Linked DNA regions of Homo sapiens: region 1 is linked to region 2. The links are chromatin contacts, found by Hi-C or POLR2A ChIA-PET in ENCODE. All regions are on one chromosome and are shown on one strand. The core of a region is the stretch at or near the end of the contact, and the rest is flanking DNA. Distances in the headings are between cores, read along the strand shown.

Region 1 (4,763 bases), core at 682-3,181, 970 kb after region 2:
CCTTCTTTCTTTTAGAATCCAGGAAAAGCTACACAGCATTTAATATCAACACATATACCTTGAGTCTGATAAGAAACACAACTTACTTTCTCTGAAGCCTGCTAACTGGAGGCTTCATCTGCATGATAAAATTTCGGTCTCCACAAGTTCTTATGCTAACCTAGACATTCCTTTAAATCAATTACCAATCAGAAAAAAACTTAAATTTACCTATAACTTGGGAGCCCATCTTGCCCCACACCCGCTCTGCTTTGAGTTGTCCCACCTTTGTGGATTAAGCCAATGTTTATCTTAAATGTATTTGATTGATGTCTCATGTCTCCCTAAAATGTATAAAACCAAGCTGTGCACCAACCACCTTAGGCACGTGTTCTCAGGATCTCCTGAGGGCTGTGTCACGGGCCATGGTCACTCATATTTGGCACAGAATACATCTCTTCAACATTTTACGGAGTCTTTTTTTTTTTTTTTTGTCAGTACCACAGACAACCACCTGACTCGAGGACCTTACCTATTTCTCATTCAGCCAATGCTGCAGCACGTTATTAACGTCCTTGAAAGCAAGTCTTATACAGAGAAAACTTATTTTGATATATTAATGAATCTGATCAGAATGGACCAGATTGGGGGGATAGATAAATGGTTGCAATTGTGCTCCCTGGAATAGCTTTGGAGTTTACCTAGATCTTCTGTCTCTTTAGGACAGAGCTGCTTGTGTTTATATAGCATCTTACACAGGATTGAGACAACTTCAATTTCCTATATCAAAAAATCGGGGGAGGGCGGTGGGTTATGGGGGTGTTCAAACCTCCCAAGTGACATCTGCTGTGACTGCATGTCTTCCTACTCTTTCCACTGGGATGCACCTCTGGTAGCTGAACTATAACGAGAAGGTAAAAGCTGTGTCCAATACCTATTAAGCTGCCTTCTTCTCAACAGCTGGGGAGGTGGCGGGGGTGGGGGGGGGCGGAGGGAAGTCTTTTCAACAGTTTTACACATTTGGAAATAGGCCTAAAGTGAAGAAGGGGATTTTCAAATTGGTGTGTTGGAAAAGGGGCTGGGCTTTTGAGTTTGAAATCTGGTGCTGTCACTTACTGGTTTTGTGCCCTGGGAATATTTATTTCAGTTTTCATGCCTCTGTTTTTCTATAGGCAAAGTAGAAAATTCGAAAAGGTCCTCAACGAGTTTGTACAGCTGCTCCCACTCCCTCATCACCTCTTGTGGGCCTTTGGAAATGTATGTTGGAGGAGACATTTTGGATTGTTGCAATGACTTGGGAGTGCCATAGCACCTAGCAGGCAGAAGCCAGAAACACCAAATGTCTTAACAATGCTTGAGGCGGTGCTACAAATGAAGTCCTTCTCCAAATGCATTGAGCCCCAAGAAAAATCGCTGATTCTGAGGAACCTTCCAACTTTAACAATTTCAGGACGTCCCTAAGCTGAGCTAGGAGGCACCACGCACAGGCCGGAGGCACCACGCACAGGCCAGAGTCTCCCAAATCCTGTCCCGCACTCTCTCCCACCTTATTAATGGCCAGCTCATCTTTCAAGTTTCGACTTGAACCACTTCTCAGAGATATCTTCCCAGGTGCCCATCCCAACGTTACTATTATATCATAATTTGATTCTCCCTCCCCCCATCCCCCCGCCAACTCTGTAAACCCCAAGTATAACACAGGACGTTGCTATTTGTTGACTGACACATAGTGCTTGGTGAGGTCACGCTGGCGCTGAATACTTTTTGTATAAACCGACGAACAGCTGATGACCGCATGAATGCTCACACAAGGGGAAAGGGCGCCAAGCCAAGGAGCCGGCGTCATCCGACGTAACTTCCGCCCTTTAACGCTCCTGCGGACGCCCCCTTCTCCCAGTCCGTGTTTGTTTCCGGAATTTCAATAAAGCTCGATTCGGCTCGAAGAAGACCCCGTTCTTCCGGGAAAATGGCGACTCCCGCTCGTGCCCCGGAGTCACCGCCGTCCGCGGATCCGGCGCTAGTAGCGGGGCCTGCCGAGGAAGCCGAGTGCCCGCCGCCGCGCCAGCCTCAGCCCGCGCAGAATGTGCTCGCTGCCCCGCGGCTTCGAGCCCCAAGCTCCCGAGGACTTGGCGCAGCGGAGTTTGGTGGAGCTGCGGGAAATGTTGAAGCGCCAGGAGAGACTTTTGCGCAACGAGTAAGCTGGGGTCCCGCGGAGTCTCCGCCAGGCTCCTTCAGCTCGAGCTCCCTGGGCGCTCCCCTCCCCTCCCGCACTCTGTTCCCTTCCCTGGAAGGTGACTTTGACTCAGTCACATTCGCTTCAGTCCTACGGGCGAGTGGACGGAGGGCTTGCTGCGGCAGAGCCGTGCCTCTTCCTGGCCAGGCACGTATGCCTGCGAGGATAGCTCGGATTGAACGGCTACCTGGCGTTGCAGGGAGTTAGTAGCCCCTGGTCGGTTTTATTTACCCGGGGACTGTGGTGGTTCCATGAGTCTGCTTTCTAAACCCTTTTGTCGCCCGCACCCCTAACCCATAACAGATTGTCAGCTTCATCTCTGGATTCTAAGCTTACAGGAACCGTAGGAAATGGGAAGAGTGGGATATGAAGAGGGGTTTATTAGGCCGGGAAAGTTCGACCCTCATTCAGCTGGCTGGTTGAACGGATTTTAGCAAGGGAGCCACGTAATAAAAGTGATTTTGTTTTTTAGGCAGCTTTGTTCAGCAGCTTGTTGCAAAAGATGGTTTGAAGGAATAAAAAGCAGAAGACAGTAGAAGGATATTTTCAGAGAGACTTCCCACGAGACACTTGTAAGAAAGTGAGCTAGGAAGGGATTGGGAGAACTTTTAAGCATGGACTAATTTAAATGCAGTTGACAGAGATGGCTGAAGTTTCCAATCTATATGGAAGACCACTAGCAAAAATAGGAAAATTCAGGGAGAGGAATAGATCCAAGGTTGATTTTACTTAGGGTGTGCAGAGTTGAGAGGAGAGCAGGACAGACATTTGGTTAATCGAAAACCAAACACTTAAAAGCTGGAGAAGTAGTCATGAGGCTCAAGAAAGAGAGAACCCTGGAAAAATACAGAAAACAGGAATTTCAGCTGTAGAGTGTTGTTAATAGTTGAAATTGTGGGGATGAATGTAGTGTCAAAAAGAACAGAGGACTTAAGGTGTAATTTTTTCTTTCCATTTATTGTATAGTTAAAGAAAAGGGAATCAGAAAAGGAACTCTGTCATCCAGCAAAAGGGACAAATAAATAATTGGTTGGGATCAAGACATGTGTTTTGACCTTGTGAGAATAGGTTTTGAATGTATAGCAGTGAATTAACTTTTTGGTCTCAGGACTCCGTTATACTTTAAGAATTATTGACATCCCAAAGAGCTATTTTATGTGTTGTATCTAGCGAAATGTATTTACTTATCAGAAATACGTCTGAAGTCTTTAAAACATAAGCATACACAAGCACACATTCTATTCTAGAACAATGATGTCATCACATGCCATGTAGCCTCTGGAAAACTCCACTGTACCCATGCGAGAAAATGAGAGGGAAATAATATCTTAGTATTATTATGAAAGTAGTTTTGACCTAATAGGCCCATCCCCACACTCCACCCCATCCCCAAATTTTGGAGATTGCACTTTAATGACTGCTGGTTCTTGGAATGTCTTATGTGATTATTATATGCTTAAAATACTTTTGCTGAAATTCTAATTTGCTGAGACAAATGAGGCATATATTCCCTATTCTTCCTGCATTCCCTTGTTTTTTGGGCTATTTGGATAATGACCATTTTAATTGTTTTATTCTTGTTTTGGGGCAGTTAGAAATCAGATATTTGACTTAAAAATCAGCTTTTCTTTCTTTGAAGATAATGCCTTGCCTTTTTAATGTTATATCTCAAGTTAAAAAAATGGCTGTAATGTAATAGTATTCTTTTCCATTTGACAGAAAATTCATTTGCAAATTGCCCGACAAAGGTAAAAAGATCTTTGACTCTTTTGCCAAACTGAAAGCTGCCATTGCAGAATGTGAAGAAGTTAGAAGAAAAAGTGAACTGTTTAACCCTGTTAGTTTAGACTGTAAGCTAAGGCAAAAAGCAATTGCAGAAGTTGATGTGGGTACAGATAAGGCCCAGAATTCTGACCCGATACTTGATACTTCATCACTAGTTCCTGGATGTTCCTCTGTAGATAACATCAAGTCATCTCAAACCTCACAAAACCAGGGACTTGGACGTCCTACTCTTGAAGGTGATGAAGAGACTTCAGAGGTTGAGTACACAGTGAATAAGGGCCCAGCTTCCAGCAATAGAGACAGGGTACCACCTTCATCTGAAGCTAGTGAGCATCACCCGCGGCATCGTGTTTCAAGTCAAGCGGAAGATACTTCCAGCAGCTTTGACAACCTGTTTATTGACAGGTTACAGAGGATCACCATTGCGGACCAAGGTGAACAACAGTCAGAAGAAAACGCAAGTACTAAGAACTTGACAGGCCTTTCCAGTGGGACTGAGAAGAAACCTCATTACATGGAAGTGCTAGAAATGCGAGCCAAAAACCCAGTGCCCCAGCTGCGTAAATTTAAAACCAATGTGTAAGTACCCTCGGAAACAGGCCTGTAACAGGAACGTGATATTTGTTAAACTCAAAAATTTACGAGAAACTGGGTGTGGTGGTGCTTGCCTGTAGTCCCAGGCTACTCAGGAGGCTGAGGTGGGAAGACAGCTTTGAGTCCAGGAGTTGTAGACCAGCTTGGGCAATATAATAAGACCTTTTCTCTT
Region 2 (4,836 bases), core at 2,308-4,807:
TTTCTAAGTACATACAAAGATATCTGCTGTATTGAAATTCTTATTAAAAGCTCCAATAAGTTGTTTTACATTATGCTTTATTTTTACTCCTATAAATTATACATAATAACGTAAAATGCAAAAAAAACCAGTCCCTTTTGACCCAGATGATAGTGATAATTGTACACTTTTCCTCGTATACTGAGGGTTAAGAGAATCCTTAAAATTGCTCTGGAGAAATAAATCAAAATTCTAAACATACAATTTTTGATATAAGGCACTGATTAAATCAAGTCATTATTTAAATCACTATTTAAAGCAATCTGAAAATTCAAAGTTTTTAATTCCTTTCTAAAGCAAGAAAAAAACTATTCAGGATTTATATATTTAATTAGTGAATATGTCGTAAGTATTCCTCATCTTCCAAAACTTGCTTTTGGAATAACAAAGTATGTTGTCAATAGAAATATCCAATTTCCTGTCACCTAAAACTACAGTTGACTTTTCATTTGTGAAAACTGCTATTTCAGTGAGCCAATGCTGATTAATAGAACACTGGAATGAAAAAGGACTGGATTAGTAGCCTAACTGGACAGATGTTCCAGTTGAAGCACTTGCAATCCTCCAACATCAAACTACTTCAGAACTTTTCTATTTACCATAGCTTACTATGGCTAAAATGGTCCTAAGCAAACTTTCAAAGAAGGCAAAGCTTTCTGACATCTACTTTCTGCCTCCTCTCTCCTAGTCTCCCTAGGCTCTGATGCCAACACATAGAAGCATTCCAAGTTCCCTAAAGTAGATGGGTTAGTATTTCCTCCAGAATTGTCTCCACTTCTTCTTCTTCCTAACTTCCAAAGCCATACCTAAACGACTGCTCCCAACTGTGTTTATCAGATTACTGCAGGTAAATTCCTACCAACTACTAATGCCAAAATATCACACCACAAATGACTTGCTAATTGCAGAAGGAAATGCTTACAATGGAAAGATAGCTTGTCACCACCTTATCTAAGAGATCAAATTTAGGATTATTAATAAGACAAGCCTACTTTATGTGCCTTTGGATGTTGTATGCAATGAAGCATACTGCATGGCTTATGAAGTATTCCTGTCAAAAAAATATTAAACCTAAATATATTCAAGCCTTTAGACCCAAATCCAAGTTTAGAGAAAACAGAGAGGATAGGGGGAACAAATTTAAACACTATCAGGAGGAACTATCACTAAAACATGGAATATGGGTTATTCTGAAAGACTACAGACCAGGTCTCTTCAAAAGGTCAATTTCGCCCAGTGCTGTGGCTCACATCTGTAATCCCAGCACTTTGGGAGGCCGAGGCAGGTGGATCACTTGAACCCAGGAGTTTGACACCAGCCTAGGTAACACGGCAAAACCCCATCTCTACAAAAAATACAAAAATTAGCTGAGTGTGGTGGCGTGCTCCTGGGTTCCCAGCTACTCAGGAGGCCGAGGTGGGAGGATGGCTTGAGCCCAGGAAGGAGGTCAAGGATGCAGCGAGCCAAGACTGCTCCACAGCGCTCCATCCTGGGACACAGAGCAAGTACCTATCTCAAAAAAAAAAAAAAAAAAAAAAGACTGAAAAGGAATTTTGAAGAAATGGGGGGAAATGTGAATATATACTACACCACGTTAGATTTTAAGGAATATTCTTCACTTTCTTAAGTGTGATTGCGGTATTGTTACACAGAAAAATGGCCTTGATCTCTTACAAAATACATACTGACACACATACAGCATTTAGGGCTGAACTGTCATATCCGTAATGCACTTTGAAACGTTCAGAAAACAGAATGTGAGATAAGTGGAAAAATGCAAATATGGCAAAAAGGTAGCGTTAAAACTAAGTGTTCAAATGGGCTATTTAACTTTCCAATATTTTCGAAAAAAATAGCAAGTTGCAAAGTTAAGAAATTAACTCGAGAATAAAAATATAAAAGCCAGGCTAGATGGTGCACACCTGTAATCCCAGCTACGGAGGCTGAGGTGAGAGGTCAGCTTGAGCCCAGGAGTCTGAGACCAGCCTGGGCAACATAACAACCGCATTTCAAAAGTAAAGTATAAAAATATCAACGAAAGGGCAACTGAGTAATGTTTCTTAAAATCTTTAAGTGAGCCTCCTTGCCTATTCTCATCTACCTCATTCCCACAAAAATGGTATATACTAGAGTTGAGCACCGGAGAAGGAGTCAGAAGACCTAAGGTTCTATTAATATAATTGGCCTTGGCTCTTCCTAGTCAGTGACCTCATTAAAGTCCTCTCCCTGAGGCTCTGTTTCCTCGCCTGCAAAATGATTCCAGCAACCCAGACCACTTCAAAAGGGGCTAAGAGATACAAATCAGGGGTTATCAATGAAAGGCACAAAAGCAAGACACAATTACAACAGTATTTGTAGTGATGTTAAAACATCAGAGGCACACAGCCCTAACAATGGTATAAGCAAACCAGTGCCTTCCCTGGTTAAGTTTCTGCGTGGAGACAGCTGGAGTTGGCACAGCAGTCCCCCAAAGCAGGACACCTTACAGATGCTAAGAGGCAGCTTTTGTGCTTTAAAACTGTCCTTCTAGCGTTCCATTTTATGTTTCATGGCACTAAAAAAGACAAATTCTGTCCAAACCTGAAAATAAAGCCAAATATTTAAGATGACAGATTTTTTTTTTTTTAACAAATCTTCGCAAACAAAGGCCTTTGGCCAAAGGTCTCCCGTGCTTGCAGAAGCGGGTTCACCTTGACGTTTTTCCTCTCCAGCAGATTTCTCCTTAAAAGCGTTAAAACTTGCGATAAGTTGGGAGGAATTCCTTCCATCGCTGGAGCAGGCTAAAACCTCAGAGTGAGATCATTCTTTCCGTCTCAGTAAGTGAACCTTGCAAAGCTCAGAAAATTTTGTCTCCAACTCCACGTTTCTCCTCAGGGCCCTTCTTCTGTAGACAATAACGGGAATTCTATGGCAGAGGAGGGGAGGTCTCTTTGACAAAAATGAGGGTGCAAACGTGGAACGACCGGTCATCTGGGCAAAATGAGGGGCCCTGTGCCTGCAAATCCCGAATCCCCTTTGGTCTCCTTTCCTACGACTGAAGAGACACGGGGGTGGGCTGTGGTGTGAGGACCATGGGTCTTGGCCAAACATCGGCACAAAATGTACCAAAGGGAGTTGCCTCCAGAGAGAAAAGCCAAAACCAGGCTGGGGACAAACAGGCGCACACGCCTGGGAGAGGAGGTGGCGGAGGAGCAGAAGGCGAAGGCCTGCGCGGCCCAGGCCTGCAGCAGCCGAGGCGGCTGCCGCGTCGCGCCGGGATACCTCCTCCCCCGCCTGGGCCGACGCAAGATGGCGGTCCGGCCGCCGCCGCGCAGCCGGTCTCCTCCCCCGCGCTCTGGGCGCTCCCGACGACCCGCGCCGGCCTCAAGACCCCCAGTCCAGCGCCCCCGGAGTGAGGCGGCGCAGGCCGCGCGGGAGGGCCTCTGCCTGCTGCAGCGCAGGGCGGGCGGGGGCGGGGGGGCGCTTACCGTGAGCGGAGCGGATCGGCCTGACTGGAGCCCTGAGGAGGAGGAGAAAGAGGAGGAGGAAAAGGAGGAGCACGAAAAACTACACTGCGGCGACGGCGGCGGCTCCCATTGCGGAGCTGGCAGCCGAGCCGTGGAAAGGGGGGGGCTCTCGTGCAGCCGGCGCGCTGCCTCATGGGTAGGCTCCGGGTCAGCCTCCCCGTGTCCGAGCTCCCTGTCTTCTCGCCGACGCGGGAGGCGGGCACCGGCATGTGCGCCGCGTCGCGGGCCCTCGAAGACCCACGCGCCCCGCCACGCGCCGGTCCGGGGCGAGGGCCAGGGCCCTGCCTCCATGTGGGTGCGAGCTGCTGGCTGGTGTGGCCGGGAGGCAGCCCCAAAATCCGGACTGCTCGGAATTTGCAGGCGAGGAGCCGTGCGTTCCGGGCCCTCCGCGTGTGTAACGACCCCCAGTCCGTTGGCTTGGAAAGTGAAAAGGTCATGGGATACAGCCGCCGTTCGAAAGAAGCAAGGGGCCTGTGGGTCGAAGACTAAACCAGGAGAGAAAAAGGAATCGTCCGTTTCTTTAAATAACGAGCTGATTTTACCAAGTCTGTTTTAAATGTGTGGTTTTGCTTGCGTTCCCTGTCGAGGTCAAATACGAAGAGACGAATCTGTACATTTAGCGTTTTATTTGGGACACAGGAATTGCAAGTTCAGGTTATTTACACATACAGGGTGGTCTTCAGTATGTCAGAAGAACAAAGAGGAGTTAGGGGGTTTTATTTTTTAAAAAAAGTTATCTATTGTTTTTCTAGAAAGTTCGTTGACATTTAGTAAAGTTTTGGGTAGCTGGTTAGTTCTGACTGGTGAGGGAAGGGGCTTGGTAAAGCTTGCCCTACAGCTGCAGCAGGTTCTTTGAGAAGCTAAAACCTGAAGATAAAACCTGTTTCAGGTTACAGCAGGCGGTTTCAGCAGCCAGGCTTGCTGAGAATTCCATTCTTAGAGCAATGTTATGTGCCCTGAGGGCTTCCCCCAGCACTGGCTTCTCCATTCTTTTAGTTGGCTATGACAAGAGTGACCCAATTAGAATGATTAACTTGCACACTCTAATTCCTAACTCTGCCATCTGCATATTAACCTGTAATAGCATTTTTTAAAGTTTGACAACGAGAAGTATAAGAAATTTACAAGAAGAACACTTGCCAAGATACTGCTTGCGTAAATACTTGCTAAAGGTTGTATTCTGATCTGTAAGGAAAGTTTCCTAAACTGATTGTCTTCTCAAGAGCAATGGCATTACTGGTGCAGCTTGTGAGTGACCAAGACTTGAAATCTTGCCTGTTAGGATCCATAA

The links. A loop is a pair of places that touch in the nucleus more often than their neighbours do. ChIA-PET counts read pairs that join two places held with the same protein, here RNA polymerase II (POLR2A). Pooled maps may share reads with other maps.
Region 1: a loop to region 2 is called in a map of B cell, with 21 times the contacts of the local background. The contact joins the promoter of POLR2M here to the promoter of ZNF280D in region 2. A Hi-C loop is called at or near these places in 5 of 168 maps with a recorded cell type or tissue (B cell, CD4-positive, alpha-beta T cell, CD4-positive, alpha-beta memory T cell and 1 more), 2 of 37 single-sample maps with no recorded cell type and 13 of 50 pooled maps. POLR2A ChIA-PET finds 5 or more read pairs at or near these places in 3 of 52 experiments (CD4-positive, alpha-beta T cell, MCF 10A and naive thymus-derived CD4-positive, alpha-beta T cell).

What each region holds. Positions count from the first base shown.
Region 1 is chr15:57,704,783-57,709,545 of GRCh38, forward strand. POLR2M (RNA polymerase II subunit M) reads left to right here and starts at 1,932. Exons shown (of 4, transcript NM_015532.5): 1 at 1,932-2,173; 2 at 3,932-4,576. The coding sequence starts at 2,061. It overlaps GCOM1 (GCOM1, MYZAP-POLR2M combined locus), which reads left to right. Exons shown (of 17, transcript NR_104371.3): 14 at 1,152-1,590; 15 at 3,932-4,576. RefSeq lists an enhancer at 1,827-2,046 and a silencer at 2,367-2,416.
Region 2 is chr15:56,729,952-56,734,787 of GRCh38, forward strand. ZNF280D (zinc finger protein 280D) reads right to left here and starts at 3,558. Exons shown (of 22, transcript NM_017661.4): 1 at 3,507-3,558. RefSeq lists a silencer at 3,308-3,577.